Regions from separate parts of the Homo sapiens genome. Here region 1 is linked to region 2. Evidence: read pairs that join two places in POLR2A ChIA-PET (ENCODE). Cell type or tissue: MCF 10A. All regions are shown on one strand.

Region 1 (5,000 bases), 56 kb after region 2:
GAAAAGACAGGGACTTGTGTTGACAGATGGGATCATGCAGATCTTAAGGTCAGCTAGGATGATGGCCATCTTAAAAGATACCGTTGTCCTAAGACCTCTGGCCCGGATGCATTCTACATGAACCTCATTAACTAAGCCTCTGCCCACACCTACCTCCTCTTGAATGTTATCTCAAGCAGAAAACTTAGTTGCCTGAGGCCAAGTGTCTGCCACTGGGAGGACAATAACAACAAATAAAAATGAAGATAGAGAAAAATAAAGTAATATTTCTTGTGTACTTCAGTTTGCAAACTGGAACCCATATGCTAATTGTAGAAAAATGACTTTATAAATCCTGGACTCATTGAATCCTTTCTCTGTATGCTGTTGATGCTGCATTCAAAGAAGTACAATCCCAACAGCTAAAAATGATAAAACATGAAATTCTGAGCTTTCATGTGCATTACTTGGAAATTGTTTAAAAGGATCCCATTTGTAACCCCGAGAATACTCTTCCTATGCTCTCTTCTCTCTTCCACAATTCTCTCACACCCTGTATTGCTTTAGAGCCTCTCATTCACAACTCTACCTCCCCAAACCTTTTTCTCCTACAGTTCACACTATATTTTGCTTCCTAAATTCATGAATCTGGCTGGGCACGCTGTCCTGTATTCCTAATACTTTGGGAAGTTGAGGCAAGAGGATCCCTTGAGGCCGGGAGTTCTAGACTAGCCTGGCCAACATAGCAAGACCCCACCACTACAAAAAAAATTAGCCAGGCATGATGAGGCACCACTACAGTCCTAGCCACTTGGAAGGCTGAGGTGAGAGGATCATTTGAGCACAGGAGTTCAAAGCTGCAGTGAGCTAAGAAGGTGCCACTGCATGGGTGATAGAGCAAGACCCCATCTCTTATAAACAAACAAACAAACAATTTTTTTTATCCCCTAGTTCTTTAATAGATCATTTATGTTTTCTTTTCTCCTGTCCTTTCCCCTTTTTTCCTATTCTTTCTTCCTCCTTCCCGAGGTATGGAAGGATTGTGAATCTACTCAGTCAATCTTAAAAGGGGCAATGGGGAGAGGGAAAACAAGGAACCCTCACAGGCTAATTTTTAAACCACATCTCTTAAGAAAATATGGAGAAGCAAAGAGAGGAAAATGTAAATTACCTGAAATTCTACCACTGTAAATATGTTGATATACTTTCAGACTTTTTCCTATGCATTTATAACACACACACACACACACACATATATAAGTTGCAAAAAATGGCCAACAGTATATATATACATACTCTTTTGTAGTCCCCTTTAAGCAACTTATTGTGAATGTCTTTCCCTCTCAAGCTTTATACTGACAACATCATTTTGAAAAGCTACATGACTTTCCATTGTGTGAATGTACTATCATTTATGAACTTTTCTTTCACTGTAAGACATTTAGGTTGTTTTCTCTGTTGTAAATGATAAACACTGCTGTTGTCAATATCCTTATGATAACTCCTTTGCTTACTTGTGCAATTATTTTTATAGGATCAGTTACTGGGTGTGAAAATTGGGATGGCAAGCGTGCATATAGCATTCACTTTCTAGGGCTGCTGGAACACAGTACCACAAACTGGGGAGCTTAAACAACAGGAATGTATGGCCTCACAGCTCTGGAGGCTAAAAGTTCAAGATCAAGGTGTCAGCAGGATTGGTTCCTTCTGAAGGCCTGTCCGCAAGCTCTGGTGGTTTGCTGGCTCTCTAGATGCTCCTTGGTTTCTGCTGCATCACCTAATCTCTGCCTCCATCTTCACATGGTCTTCTCCCTATGTGTGCAAATTTCCCCTTTTTGTAAAAACACCAGGCATACTGAGTCTGAGACACTGTGGAACATGCAAGCGGAAATATCTACTCAGTAGCTATATATGTAGGTCTGGAGTTTAGGAAAGACAAATGTGTGAGTCATTGCCACTTCAGTGGCAGTTGACAGTCATGGGGATGGGTGAAATCACCCACTAAGATCGCCCTGTAACATGATATAAAAAGAGAGCCAAGGAAAGAATTCTAGGAACTCCAATAAACTTACAGGATGATTGGAGGGTAAGAAGGTCACTAATGTTGCATAATTAGACCTGGGCTTCAGGAAGTCAGCACTGGGAGCGATATTATGGAATAGTTGGAATTAGAAAGAAAGAGGAGACATGTCCCATCTCCTAGCTCTGAAGCACCCTGTGTGTCCATTCCTGACTTCAGGCACCTCCCTCCCTGCCATTGGCAGTCACTGCTCTTAAGTTTTTATTAACCAATCTCTTGCTTTTCTTTATAGTTTAAGCACATATATATCTCTAACTACTATGTTGTTCAATTTTTTCTACTTTTAAATGTTACATACATGGAATCTTGCTTTATGAGTTCTTCTACAATCTGGTTATTTACTCAAAATTAGGTGTTTTGGAAGGATTTGTTTTGTCACGTGTGGCTATAGATTTTTCATTTTTAGTGCTGTATGGTATTGCATTGTAGGCACATACACCAATTTATTATTATTATTATTATTATTATTGAAAGTAATGGCAAATACTATAATTACTTTTGCACAAACCCAGTATTTGTCCACTGTATTATTCATGGACATTTGGGGACATTTCCAGTGTTTTGCTATTATGAGTAATGTTTCCATGAACTTGTTCATACATTTCTCCTTCATCTGCCCAAGAGTGTCTTTCTAGAAAATATACCACAGAGTAGAATGTTTGAATCGCTTACCCCCAGGCTTGCTTTACACCAGAAAAGACTCATATGAAAATGAATTCCTGCCTCACACCATATTCAAAATTCAATTTCATGTGGATCAAACACTGAAGTTCCAAATGTAAACCTTAAGACTTTCAAGAGAAAATATGAAAATTATTATTTTTTACATTTTGAGATGGAGTTTCACTCTTGTTGCCCAGGCTGCAGTGCAACAGCGCAATCTTGGCTCACTGCAACCTCCGCCTCCTGGTTTCAAGCGATTCTCCTGCCTCAGCCTCCCAAGTAGCTGGGATTACAGGCGTCTGCCACAACGTGAGCTAATTTTTTTGTATTTTTAGTAGAGACAAGGTTTCACCATGTTGGCCAGACTGGTCTTGAACTCCTCACCTCAGGTGATCTGCCCGCCTCAGCCTCCCAAAGTGTTGGGATTACAGGTGTGCGCCACCATGCCAGGCTGGAATATCTTTATGACCTTAGGTTAAGAAAGGTTTTCTTATACAAAGTACAAGAAGAACCACCTGTAAAGCAAAAGGTAATAAATCGTAAGAATTAACAACTTCTTTTCAATAAAAGACATGGTAAAAAGAATGAAAAGAGAAGCCATAACTGGGAGAAGATAGTCATATAATATATATAATGCACAAAAATTAGTATCTAGAGTCTATGAATAATTCCTACAAATCAATAAGGAAAAAGACAAATAACTCAGTAGAAAATGAGCAAAAGGCTCTTCACAGAAGAGGAAATCCAAATGCCGAGAAACACAGGAAACAAGATTCAGTCTCATTAGTAATCAGATAAATGCAAATTAAAACCACAATGAGAAACTGTTTAAATCCACCAGACTGGCATAAACGTAAAAATAAGACAATACCAAGTTTTGACAAGAATATAGAGCATTGTAAACTCACACACTCCTGGTGGGGTTGTGATTTGCTACAACAACTTTGAAAAGCAATTTGTCATCACCTAGTAAAGTCAAGTAAGCATGTGTCATATACCAAGCAATTCTACCCCTAATGTTAAACTAAAAAAAAATTCTTTGTACATGTGAAGCAAGAGACACAATAAGAAACTCCATTGCACAATAGCCCATAATTGTTCCTAACAGCAAAAAACATTGACACAATTGAAATTTCTATTGACATTAAAATGGATTACAAAACTGTCATCTATCCATATCATGGAATTTTATACAGCAGTGAAAATGAATACACTGCAACTACACATAATAAATGGATGAATTTCACAACACAGAGTGAAAGCCAAGTAGTAAGTCACAGAAAGTCACATATGATGTGACTTAATAGATGTAGTTTAAAAAACAGACAAAATCAAATAATAGTTTGTTTAGAGCTACCTACATGTGTGGTAGGGTCTAAGGAAAACATAGGCTTAACACAAAATTTAGGATAATAGCTACTTCTGGGTGGAGGTGAGCATGCGACGATAAACTATGATAAATATTTGAAGGAAAGGCTGGAGCTTATTTGAAGTTCATAATTAAGGGCCTGACTCAAGACTGTGGATTACAAAAGCCTTCCTGAGGAAGTGCACGTCAGCTGATACCTGAAGCGTGAGAAACAGTTTAGAGCAGTGCTTCTCAAACCTTAACAGAGACCCCCACCAATTGCTATGGGATAGAAAGGTATTTTCAGTCATAGTCAGATTTTTGATTATTAAAATAGAACTTTATCCAAATAAACATAAAGTACTGACTATTGGATTTTCTGCCTTCCTGGAGGAAAAACATCATTTTTTTTTCAAGCTTAGCCTCATTCGAATAGAATTTGAAAGATTTCACTCTGCTTTAATGGAAGCCAGACTTGAGAACAAATGATAATATATACAAAAACTGGTGGCCATAAGCAAAAAATCTGGAAATATCCGATTGTTTACTCTGGGTTAAAAGAGATTATGAGAGAGACCTGGTCTTCAGAAAATGCATTGAACATCCAAGTTCAAGTAGCTGCAACAAAAGCATCCTTTAAAATATATCAGATAAATTTTAAAAAAAACTTAAGGTGGCAATAAAAGATGGCCTGGATGAAAGCATATTTTTGTAAAAGCATAAATCTGCTTTCACAAGAAGCTAAGATAAAAAAGAGTGAGTAAAGTGAATAAACTGAAAAAAACTTGCAGAAGATGAAAGATTGAGCTGCTGTTCTTACATAGGAGAATGAGATCTGGGAATTGGAGATATTAACAATGCCTCAGACAATGGAGATTGTGTTGAGGATTAATAAAGTTTTTTATTGAGGTAAAATTCATTTAAAAACAC
Region 2 (5,000 bases):
AAACAGTTTCTGAGATTATAAAAATGCATGACTAAGTTATATGGGTGATCTAGCAATTCTCCTTTATCACTCTTAGATGATGGTTTCTAACACATAATGTATTAATTGTCTCTTTCTACTGAAAGAGGAAGCCAAATTCTCAGGAAGAATTATTGTAATGCAGTGGTTGTCAACCAAGGGGCAATTTTGCTCCTGAGGGGATATTCTACAACCTCTGGAAACATTTTTGGTTGTCACAATTGGGGAGAGGTATTACTAGCACCTAGTGTGTAAAGGCCAAAGATGCTGCTAAATATTCGTCAATGCAAAGGCTAGCCCCTAGAACAAAAAATCATCCAGTCCAAAATGTCAACTGTGCAATATTGAGTAACCCTGTTTTCATGTAGAAAGACACAAATGCAAATAACACATAAATATCTGATTACTATAGGTAACCATCAATGGAATTATATAGTTAGAAAACTAAAAAATTAAAAGAATTATGAAATTAGAACAAAATGCATATATAAATAGTATTAATACAAAGTATTTTAAAATGCTATTTGAAAAATAAATTTATACCTAAAAGAGATACAACTCTGAGTGTCAGTACTATCCAGACCTTTAAAGCCCAATAATTTCTTTTTGGTCATAGCATATCTCTCTCCAATGGATACAGTTTAAACAGGGGCCAGGAAAAATCCATACAGACAAAACACAGATTGGTGGTTGCCAGGGGCTGGGGAGAAGGGGAGATGAGAGTAACGGCTTAATGAGTACTGAGTTTTGTTTTGGGTGACAAAAATGTTTTAGAATTAGATAAAGGTGACAGCTGCACAACATTATGAATGTACTATATGCCACTGAACTGCTCACTTTAAAATGATTAATTTTATGTTATACGAATTTTACATTAGAAAAGGGAGAGAGGTCAGCTCCAAGAGCACTATCCCCAAGGAGAAAGCCACAAAGTGCCCCAGAAGGGCCTCAGTCCCAAGTGTCTCTTTGTGAGGGACAAGAAAAGACAGAAGAATTGAGGTCCCTACCATGTTTTCTTTCCACTGTTTGGTTTTGTCACATATTATTGATATTTTATAATAAAGCTCAGCAAACTAAACATTATGCTAGAATTTGATTGCTGAGACATTTGTTAATTGTTCTGCATTTTTTCATAGCCTACGTTAGTTTATCCTCTTTTTAAAAACTTTGTCTTTCTTTAGAGTTTCTTACCTTAAATTCTAATTTCACACAACAAAATTTCTAGGGATAACTAACATTCTCTGTTGCTTTTTAACTCAAAAAGAAATTACTGAATACATAAGTGCTGGCACTCTGCTAGACTCTGCTAATACTGCACATTCCATACTAGCACGCAACTTATAAACAGGGAGGGGAGATAAATACTTAGTCCTATAATTATTTAATTATGATGATGATCAGTGCTGTAAGAAAAAATACAGAATGCTGTGAGGATTTTAACGTCTTTTTTATTGATACATAAAAAGATTTTAAATTCACAGCATATTTAAAAACTACATCTTTTATTCTCTATTTCTAGGTTCTAACTTTTTCATTTAACTAATAATATTTCTATCTGCCTTTTACTTTTTTATCTTAAATACTACTTATTTTACTTCTCCTATTTCATATGGTTATTATAAAAGGTTTTAACTATTTCCTTTTCTTTTATCCAACCCTATATTTCATTCCTTTTTTAAGCCTTCTCTTAACTTTGTAATCCTTTCCATTATTTTCTTTTTAATTATTTTTGCTTTCTCTATACTCATTACTTTGCGATTTGCTGTGATTATAGGACCCTAAGGGAGGTCTGCATTCCAGAAGAATAAATGATCAACCTTTAGGCCACAATGACAGCCCTGATGTTAAGTGGTTTCCTCCCACTCGCTCTCCTTACTTTGTCCTCCTCTAGGATCCCAGGATTAGCTCTCCAATACTGTACTGCCCCCCACATTCCTGTTCAATTTAAGTCTGTATCATTCATCATAGCCTCAAAATTAGTATCATCCCTAGGCCCCTTAGAACGTTTCCCCTTTGCTCGATTCCTCTCTTTCAATACAGTCCTCCAAAATCCTCCATTTGGCTGACTCACCAAAAAGCCCCACCTCAGTAAAAACAGCCAGGCCTAGAAAGCCTGCAGACTCTCTCTTTAGGCCAGCTCAGCTTAGCATGCCAGAGTCAAGGCAGTAGTTTTGGTGACAGCTAAACTACCTAGTATGCCACACAACCACTATGGAGCTGTCACTTCTAAAAGGAGGATCTGGGCATCCCATCCCAAACTGTAGAGAATAACTGAAATAAGAATCAGGGTTAACAAAAATCTCTATATCTTACTTATGCACAAATTCCAGGTATCTCATGCTGGCATTGAGAATTCTTGGTAAATCAGTCCTAACAGGGATGGTCATTCACAACATAAGAAAAACAAGACAGTAAGCCTAAATAAGAAGGATCCAAAGTGGGAATTATCCAAAATTCCATGAGTCATTTTAGGTGAAAAATTAGTTCAAGGCAAGAGTCATAAAATTCTAACTTTTAACAACAACATATGATTCTCTTAAGACTCAGGTGAGCTATTCAAGAGAAGCATTACAATTTTTCATTTCAGAAGACTTAAAAGGTAGAATGTTTTAATATCTTCAGAAACAAGAATTCCTGCCAATCTACTTATAACTGAATAAAATATTTTCCTTCTTAAATGTTTTTTCACTTGTGGAAGGCTGATAATCACCCCAAGGCACTAATAAACTGAAAAATCTACGTCCCTAGTCCTGTATAACAGCCTCCCCTCTTTTAACTCAAACTGGGGCCACAAGGAATGTACAAGATCTATGAAAAGGGCCTCCGGCCATGGTAGCTCAAGCCTGTAATCCCAGCACTTTGGGAGGCCGAGGCAGACGGCTCACTTGAGCCCAGGAGTTCGAGAGCAGCCTGGACAACACGGTGAAACTCCGACTCTACAAAACAAAAAATACAACAATTAGCCAGGCGTGGTAATGCCTATAGTCCCGGCTACTTGGGAGGCTGAGGCGGGAGAATTGTGTGGACCTGGTAGGGGCAGGGGTTGCAGTGAGCCAAGATTGCACCACTGCACTCCAGCCTGGGTCAGAGTGAGACCCTGTCTCAAAAAAGAAAGAAAGAAAGAAAAAGAAAAGGGCCTCAGAGCTTGCAATTAGAAAAATTCTTGCTTATAAAGAGAAGTATACATGTTACAAAAAATAAATGGGTACCAAGAACAAAACCTAGTAGCTTACCACTTCAGCTAATTAAAGACCTTTATTATAACAGTCTCTTCAGCGACCTGACTCAGACACTGGACAACCTAGGAACAACTTGTACATTCTGGCTATTTACTTAAAGCTTTCAAACAACGTTAATTCCAAAGAAACCTAACCTGTTTTCACACAAAAGAGGTGTGCCAAGTTATCTTTTGCAATATGGGCAACAAGAAGCACCACTTGGTACAAGAAATCTCAGATGTTCAAATACCTGTATTTCCTTATATGCCTACTAAACACACATATACGCACACAAACATACCTACCATACCGTCAGCACTGAGCTAGCAGTTGAATAATTCATTTACCCAGAGTTTATTTAAACTGTTGACACCCTTTCTTTAGTTTCTTTCTGGCCTCCTAGATATTGAGTGCCTGTATTTGATAATGTTCAAAAGCAGAACACATGTCAAACAGTGAAACTGGTCAATTTTATTCCTGTCAAAATTAAGTTTAGAATATAAATGGTAATACTCATTTTAACAATCCAAGCTACTTGGGAGGCTGAGGCAGGAGAATCACTTGAGCCCTGGAGGCGGAGGTTGCAGTGAGCCAAGATTGCACCATTGCACTCCAGCCTGGGCAACAGAGCAAGACTCCGTCTCAAAACAAAAACAAAACAGTTGGGCGTGGTAGCTCATGCCTGTAATCCCAGCACTTTGGGAGGCCAAGGTGGGCGGATCACCTGAGGTCAGGAGTTCAAGAACAGCCTGGCCAACATGGTGAAAGCCTGTCTATACTAAAAATACAAAAAATTAGCCAGGCGTGGTGGTGGGCACCTGTAATCCCAGCTATTTGGGAGGCTGAGGCAGGAGAATCACTTGAACCCAGGAGGTGGAGGTTGCAGTGAGCCAAGATCACGCCATTGCACTCCAGCCTGGGCAACAAGAGCAAAACTCCATCTCAAAAAACAAACAAACAAAAAACAATTTATCTAGTTTTTTTTTTTAAAGAAAAAAAATTTTTTTTTGAGATAGTCTCACACTGTTGCCTGGGCTGGAGTGGAATGGCACGATCTCAGCTCACTGCAACCTCTGCCTTCCAGGTTCAAGCGATTCTCCTGCCTCAGTATCCTGAGTAGCTTAGATTATAGGTGCCTGCCACCATGCCCGGCTAATTTTTTGTATTTTTAGTAGATACGGGGTTTCACTATGTTGGCCAGGCTGGTCTCGAATGCCTGACCTTGTGATTCACCCGCCTCAGCCTCCCAAAGTGCTGGGACTACAGGCGTGTGCCACCACTCCCGGCCTATCTATAGTAGTTCTTAACTGAGGACAGTTTTGTTCCTCAGAGACAGCATGTGACAATGTCTAGGGACACTTTTTGGTTGTCATATTTGCTGGGAAGAGGGTATCACTGGGGTCTAGTGGGTAGACAGAGTGTTGTCAACATCCTATAATGCACAGGACAGCTTCCGTAGCAATGCATACCCTGCCCAAAATACTAGTATCCCTGAGAAAGAGCAGCCCCAATCTACAACTTTGAATTATGCAAGTCATCATAAAATGGAGAGCTGATTATCCATAGTTTACACATAAGTCACTCTTGGGGAAGTTTTTACATTTGAAACCGTACTTACACACCGAAGAGCCAGAATGAAAACAGTATTACTTCCTTCTTTTGAAAGCCAGTTCTACTGGGCTCTTAATTCAAGTCACAGACACACAAATCCAATATGTTGGTTCATAAATCTAACAATAAAACAAGGAATTTAAGAACACTGGG

Evidence for each region. Peaks named below come from ENCODE experiments on the same cell type or tissue, not always from the same donor. Only the 100,000 strongest peaks of a DNase experiment are listed, where the experiment ranks them.
Region 1: POLR2A ChIA-PET joins it to region 2 with 5 read pairs; 3 of 35 experiments call an interaction of 5 or more read pairs at or near these places.

What each region holds. Positions count from the first base shown.
Region 1 is chr5:159,238,624-159,243,623 of GRCh38, forward strand. All of the region lies in intron 2 of LINC01932 (long intergenic non-protein coding RNA 1932), which reads left to right. Among named protein-coding and RNA genes, the nearest start is that of LINC01932, 13 kb to the left of the region's middle. In MCF 10A, no CTCF peak of the experiment used is centred here; a DNase peak (open chromatin) is centred at 1,968.
Region 2 is chr5:159,183,103-159,188,102 of GRCh38, forward strand. All of the region lies in intron 3 of RNF145 (ring finger protein 145), which reads right to left. Among named protein-coding and RNA genes, the nearest start is that of RNF145, 24 kb to the right of the region's middle. In MCF 10A, no CTCF peak of the experiment used is centred here; DNase peaks (open chromatin) are centred at 2,109 and 3,389.